Linked DNA regions of Homo sapiens: region 1 is linked to region 2. The links are chromatin contacts, found by Hi-C or POLR2A ChIA-PET in ENCODE. All regions are on one chromosome and are shown on one strand. Each heading gives the region's core, a stretch centred on a gene start or an enhancer-like site at or near the end of the contact. The rest is flanking DNA. Distances are from core to core; before and after follow the strand shown.

What was found. A loop is a pair of places that touch in the nucleus more often than their neighbours do. ChIA-PET counts read pairs that join two places held with the same protein, here RNA polymerase II (POLR2A). Pooled maps may share reads with other maps.
Region 1: a map of gastrocnemius medialis shows a loop between it and region 2 (2.2-fold over the local background). The contact joins two enhancer-like sites. A Hi-C loop is called at or near these places in 4 of 168 maps with a recorded cell type or tissue (ascending aorta, endothelial cell of hepatic sinusoid, esophagus muscularis mucosa and 1 more), 19 of 37 single-sample maps with no recorded cell type and 15 of 50 pooled maps. POLR2A ChIA-PET finds 5 or more read pairs at or near these places in 9 of 52 experiments (GM12878, OCI-LY7, PC-9 and 6 more).

Annotation. Positions count from the first base shown.
Region 1 is chr6:11,471,288-11,474,594 of GRCh38, reverse strand. All of the region lies in intron 1 of LOC105374928 (a long non-coding RNA gene), which reads right to left. Among named protein-coding and RNA genes, the nearest start is that of TMEM170B, 65 kb to the left of the region's middle. Within about 2 kb of position 1,415, at least 2 of the 41 ENCODE cell types and tissues checked have a DNase peak (open chromatin) inside an H3K27ac peak, as active enhancers do.
Region 2 is chr6:11,432,975-11,436,345 of GRCh38, reverse strand. The region is part of intron 1 of LOC105374928 (a long non-coding RNA gene); the gene reads right to left. Among named protein-coding and RNA genes, the nearest start is that of TMEM170B, 100 kb to the left of the region's middle. Within about 2 kb of position 1,630, at least 14 of the 41 ENCODE cell types and tissues checked have a DNase peak (open chromatin) inside an H3K27ac peak, as active enhancers do.

The DNA of each region.
Region 1 (3,307 bases), core at 166-2,665, 38 kb before region 2:
CGACGTTGGGACTATTTTCTGGGAGGGGCTGGTCTGCAGGTAAATCCTATTGGATGCACACGGATTTTGCTAGAGAGAAAGAAGTGGGTGGTGAGGAAAGAGTGGGAAGATAGAGACATGTACAAAACAAAAAGCAGTTAGAAAAACTAAGTTAGACTTTCCTACCTCCAGGAAAAAGGGTTTAAAAGGGCACTCCGATGGAAACAGGCAACATTTAGTATAGTCATAGAAGTGGAACGGGATGAAGCTATGGTGGGTTTTGAGCTGCAGCTGGTATGGACAGGCAGTAAGAAGCTACTGGAAACCTCAAGCAAGGGTGGTATCAAGGGGCTGGTGTTTCAGGAAGGGAAACGTTTGTCAGTGTCAGGCTAGTTGCAAGGACATAAGCTTGGAGTCAGTCCTTGATACCACATCTGCAACTAGGGTGTAAAGTGTAGTAAACTGGAGATCTGCATTCTGATGGTAATAATTTTAATAGAGATAAAGGAGTGATTCCAAGAGGCAGTATATGGTATTTTACTTAATTCTTATAATAGTCCCCTCCAAATAGGTATTATTATTCCAATTTAGAGGTAACTGAGTCTCACTGATTTATTAAATAAGTTACTCAAGGTCAAACAGTGGAAGCGAGGTTCAGAACCGGCAGATTCAGTGAGTGGTGGATGAGTATGAATCGAAGTATTTTTATTAGCATGTTTTATAAAACTGATTTTTGTTTTTTATTTTCCTTATTTCTCCTAGGTCTGGGAGCCCAAAATTGGTTTCTGTACATATGTATATCAAAGACAAGTGCGGGGTAGGTAATGCCAAAAGTGAAAAAGGATGGCCAGGTTTTTTTTAGTTTTCATTTTGAAACTAAGTATTTGGTTTTACATAAATCAAAGACGAGTTCCTTAAAATAAACAACAGTCTAATAAAGACTGATAATGGGCGATTACCAGCTGATTAAGGCAAGCGCCCTTCACTAAGTTTGCTCCAAGTGTGTCCCTCTGGGTGGTGGTGACCCTGCGCTGAGAGTAATCGCAACCAGAGGTCTGAAGAGCACCTGCTCTGAGCGATATTGCAGTGCTTTGCAGAACCCGGGCAGCCCACCTGGGTAATTCAGAAGCAGCGCAGAATCCACTTGCAACACCAGGGTGAGAGGGCAAAGCTGAGCTGAGAGTTGAAAATACAGCTCAAGTTTTAGAAATCCAGATTTTAAAAACTGGGAAGCCCTCTTTCTAAAGAAAAACAGAAGCTCGCAGTTTTGTTTCATTATCCACCGGTGCCTTGGAGCCATGAACTTTCCCCCACTTCGGAAACGTCTCTGGAAAATTCATTTCATGCTTGTCTACTCCAGTAAAATCCTTGACTGAACTGTTACAAAACAGGAGACTTGGCCCCAGGAATGTGAGAAATCACCCGATACGGTGGAGCCAGTTGGCATCCTCAAGAGCCCTGGGCTTCTGACCTTGGGTTTACCTGTCATCTTGGACCGTGACCTTCTCCCAGCAGAGGGGACTTTCTGATTGTCCCTGTGCCACGGGACAGGGAAGTGGACAGAGCACATGTATCACATTCTTTCACACCCTAGAAAATAGCCCCTAGCCAAGGGAGGGCTCCCAGATCCCAAAATGCTGAGATTATAGGCATGAGCCACTGTATGTGGTGATTATTTTAGATATATATCCAGAAATGGTATTGCTAGAGCATCTGGTAATTCAATGTTTAATTTTTTGAGGAACCACACGCTATTTTCCACACTGGCTGCATGCACCATTTTACATTCCCACCAAGAGTGCATGAGGGTTCTATCTTCTCTACATCCTCGCCAACACTTATTTTCTAATGTTTTTAATAGTAGCCATCCAAATTAAGATGGCCTAATAGTAGCCGTCCTAATTTTTAAATAGCAGCATTAGTACATTTCTAAATCGCATCTCAGGTGCTTAGAACTGGAAAAGTTTGAATCTTGATTCATGGCACATGCATCACCACTGCATGGGTGCATCTTTCATGTAGTCCAATTTTAATAATATAACAAATACCCGTGAACTTGCCACCTGCTTTAAGAGCCAGGACATCATAATTAGTTCATTATCCATGTGATCCTCAACTAATGCATTCATTTACCTACACCAGAGGTAAACGTGACCCTGAATTTTTACATCTTTGTTTTGAAAATGCTTTTATTATATCTATATGCAAATGTATGTATATCTAAAACATATATTATTTACTTCTGCCTGTTTATGAACTTCATAACAGATATGTGTTTCTCCAGACCTTGGCATTCTCCCAAAGCTCCAGGTGATTCTCCTGCACTGCCAGGGGCCAGCCACTATTGCGGCACTTCCTACCTGGCCTCTGTGCCAGCTGCCTCCTTGGGTCACCTCTGTGAACCATCAGACTGGTCTTCCTTTGGCTGACTTCAGGAATTCTGCTTCATTCAGGCCTGAGGCACAGGTTTTCTGGAAGTGGTTCACCAGCCTCTGGTCTCTGATACATTCACCCAGGGTATCTGTTCTCATCTTTTTCTGGGTCTTAAATCATTCAGGTAAGCTCTTTCCCCACCCCGAGTTTTGGATCTGCCATCCTCTCTCCTGTCTCATGCCCTTTTCAGTATGCTCTTTTGTCCCCTCACCACCTCCATAGTATTTATTCCTAACAATAGCAAAGAAGAGGTAGTGAAGTTGCAAAACCTGGGTACCTGAAAAACTATGTACAGAGAGGAACAAAACATATAATGTTCCCTAGTATCTTTAGCCTCTGTTGACTGGGAAGGCAGAACTGGAGTTTAGAGAAACCTCAACATACAGGAATGGGAGTCCAGTCACTCTTTAACACACAAGCCAGCAAGCACGTCTCACATGGGGATGACATTGGCTGTGTCTCTGAGTATACAACATTTGTTCCCCTCTTCACTACTTCACTTAATGATCACAAATAAGCTGTGTGCTGCAGTGTGGATTAATTCCTTTGATTTAAACAGGTTGCAAAGAGTCTACAGTGAGAGCAAGACTTCCTTTATTCAGGGTTAGCCTGGTCCCCAGCACAAGGAATCAGCTTCTCAATGAGTTCAATTGTCTCTGGGGTTTCTGTCCATGTCCCGGAAAAGCTGTGCTCTTTAAAAGACCAAAGAAGATGATGGACGAAGTGATCTGCTGTGTTTGCCTCTTGGGGAAATCACGAGTCCATGGGAATAGAGTTGGGATATCCCTTCCTGTGGTTCTTCGGTTGTAACATTAAAATTTCCCCCCTCCCAGTCAGGTCTATGTGTCAGAAGTTTTCCAGTTCTACCAAGGCCAAGAACAAATGGACAGACAAG
Region 2 (3,371 bases), core at 381-2,880:
CTACAAATTGTTGGCGTACACAGGAATTGTTTTTCCTGTCTGCCAAGTTCCCCATCTTTAATTTCTACTGTGTTCCTTGCCCCAGCATTTAGAATATGAAGTAGCCAAGAGAAAGGCCTTGGACCATGTGGATCTCAGAAAGCTCATCTGGTAGGGCCCCTGGAGTGAGCAGAAGGGGACCAGGGTTGGGTGAGGCGTGGTTGGAGGCAGCACCCCTCTGAAGCCTGTGAACTTGAGAATGGTCTTTATGAGAATGCAGAATCATCCATTAGTAAAGTGCTGCCTCTCTCTTTCCACATACCTTCCTAGGGCACAGGAATTGAAGAGACTGAAGAGAGATGACAATTAGACCAAATCAGCGTATCACCAGCTCCCTGCTCAAGGAGTGTTAACTGGTTGGGCAGGGGGCTATTCAGGTGGTGTGTTGCGTGAGATAGTATCCCTGCCTCAAAAAATCTGTGCCATCTTCCCCTTCTACCTCAAACCCTTTTCCTGCCTTTACATATAAGTGTGTGCATGCACACAAGGCCATGAAGAGGACTAGGGTCTTCCTCACACCTGATTCTATGCAAGATGGATGTAGCCTTCCATGCTGGTGTACTTTTCCCAGTATAGACACAGAATAAGAAGAATAGGGATAAGAATAAGAATAAGAGCAGAAGAGCAAGGAGAAGGAGGAGAAGATGGGAGAGGGAAAGGAAGAAGAGGAAAAGTTATCTTTTATTTGATGTTTGCTAAATGGCATGAATTATAATAAAAGCTTTTTGGCATAATCCCATTTAATCTAATAACAACAACAACTCATAATTTCCAATTTGTAGATGAGGAGACTAATGCTCAAAGAGTTTAAGCAACTTGCTCAAAATCTCACATAGTTGGTAATTGTTGGAGCCAAAATTTTTAGCCAGGTTTGGCTATCTCTAAATTCCTTTCTCTTTCCATTCAATGAATCTACAGGGGGTTCTAGTATCACCTGGAAGTATCCAAACAGCCCACAAGGAGCAGTGCTCAAACTGGATCATGATGTGGGAGTCACTTTGATTCTGACGCTGTACAGAATTGAATTCCTTGTTATAACACCTGTTTGAATTTTGCTTCTCCACACACTGCTCCTTGGATGCCTAAGCACAGCCAAGAAGAACTCCTAACTTACCTAAAGTCCAATGTCCTGGCGATGCCTTGAGGATCAAGAATTCAGGGTATCAGAGTCCAACACAGTGCATTGCACCAAAGAGGAGCTGTTGAGTAATTCAGTTGATGGCTGTCAGCCATACATTGCTTCATGCACAAGAATGCATGTGTTACTGGCAAAAGAAAAGTGACTTCCTAAGATCCATTCTAGTTCAACCACGTTAGTTGTCCTGATCATAGCAGCCACTGTGAATTCAGTTGGTTTTGTTAACTCCCCATGATGCAGTATGTACACAAACTCTGTTTGCTAAGGCAATGCAGAGTCAGTAGTTTATTCAATGTTTACAGAAAGTGATAAGAAAATCAAGGACTAGAATCAAGTGTCTAGGCTCCGGATCAAGTTACTCCAAGGTTGCAAGGAATTTTCAGAGGCATTTCATAGCTTCTTAAGAATGCTTTCTTGAAATAAAGCCTGGGGCCGGGCACAGTGGCTCACACCTGTAAATCCTAGCACTTTTGGAGGCCGAGGCGGGTGGATCATCTGAGGTCAGGAGTTTGAGACCAGTCTGGCCAACATGGCAAAACCCGATCTCTATTAAAAATGCAAAAATTTAGCTGGGCATGATGGCGCGTGCCTGTAATCCCAGCTATTTGGGAGGCTGAGGTAGAAGAATGGCTTGAACCCAGGAGGCAGAGATTGCAGTGAGCTGAGATGAGCTGAGATTATGCCACTGGACTCCAGCCTGGGTGACAGAGCAAGACTCCGTCTCAAAAAAAAAAAAAAAGAAAAGAAAAGAAAAGAAAAAGAAAGCAAGCTTGGGTTGCTGAGATTATGGCCAGCATTCTATAACTGAGTCTGGGATTGTAAAGTAAAGAAGCACCAGCACCTCCTTTGAATTGTTTTGTTTTATTTTTCCAATTCAGCAAACATTTCCTGGTCATCTGCCCTTTTAGAGCTTTGCCACTTAGCCCTATAGAGGACACTAAGCAATAGGAAACATAATCACTGCCTTCAGAATATTACAATCTGTTGACAAAAATAAGTCTTCAACTAACATGCCCCAGAGGGTGAGAAGAGCCTGGCCCTAAAGATACTCACAAAATGTGAGAGAAGTAAGCAGCCCAGAGAAGTCTATTCCAACAGGCAGTTATGTATTTCATTTTGATCATGTGTTTATTCTTGTGGTTTGATTCAGTATGACCTTTGGAGCCTCACTTTGGACTAGACATCGAGCTACAGAGTGGAAATAATTGATCTTACATTTTTTGTTTAACTAGTTCACTATACCTAGTAATTATGGAAAAGTTGCATATTTCAACAGATTCCTTTGTCATTTACTACTCTTTGGTGGGTCAGAACATAATAGTTCACAACATATACATGCTGATTTTTAGATCTCAAAGTCAGAATATAGGGTTGAATATGTAATTATAATAGATAACATATATAAATTATGATAACATATATGTTACTATGCCAATAAGTTGTACTTAGGCCCTTATATACTTCATGTGGCTACTTTCTCTTACATTGGGGAAAAAATATAAAACCTCTCTCTTAAAATCCTACTATTTAGAATAGATGTAAGAAGTCAAATTGTACCCTCCACCTGCTCAGCTGAGTGGCAGAGCTCTATCTTTAGAATGAAAAATCCAGACTGCTGAGTGGTGATAATTTAAATTCTCCAAAAGAGAAAAGTGGGAAGTTAGAACAAGTATGAAAGAAATGAATGAAAGAAAACAAAACATTAGCTCCCAAAGAAAAGATACAGGAAGTTAGGGAATTGAGAAAGAAAGAAAAGATAGACCAAACACTGTTTGAAACAGAACAAAAAAATTCTGAACAGAAGCCTGACTTACTATAATCCATTATATCTTTGCTGATACACCCAAAATAGGATTCAATTTAGTTCCCAGTAAATGACACCAAACACCAAAAACAGCTAGTGACTCACAACTTAGAAAATCAGTTGAAAGCGCTTTCCAAATAGATCTGAGTTTATACTTAGTATTAATAGAACTGTTTCCTTTTCCTCTAATAATAGGTCAGAATATACAATAGCATTCTCCAAGATCTAAAAAAAAAATTTTTTTAAATATCACATTTCTATTTTAACATGAAATTCTCTTCTTTTGATTTTTTTTCTAGTTAAGTGCAGAGAGCATTACAAAAGCACTCAAAAAGCTATTGAATCTTGATGTTTGAGAAAGAGGAATGAGTTATAATTGTGGCATGATAG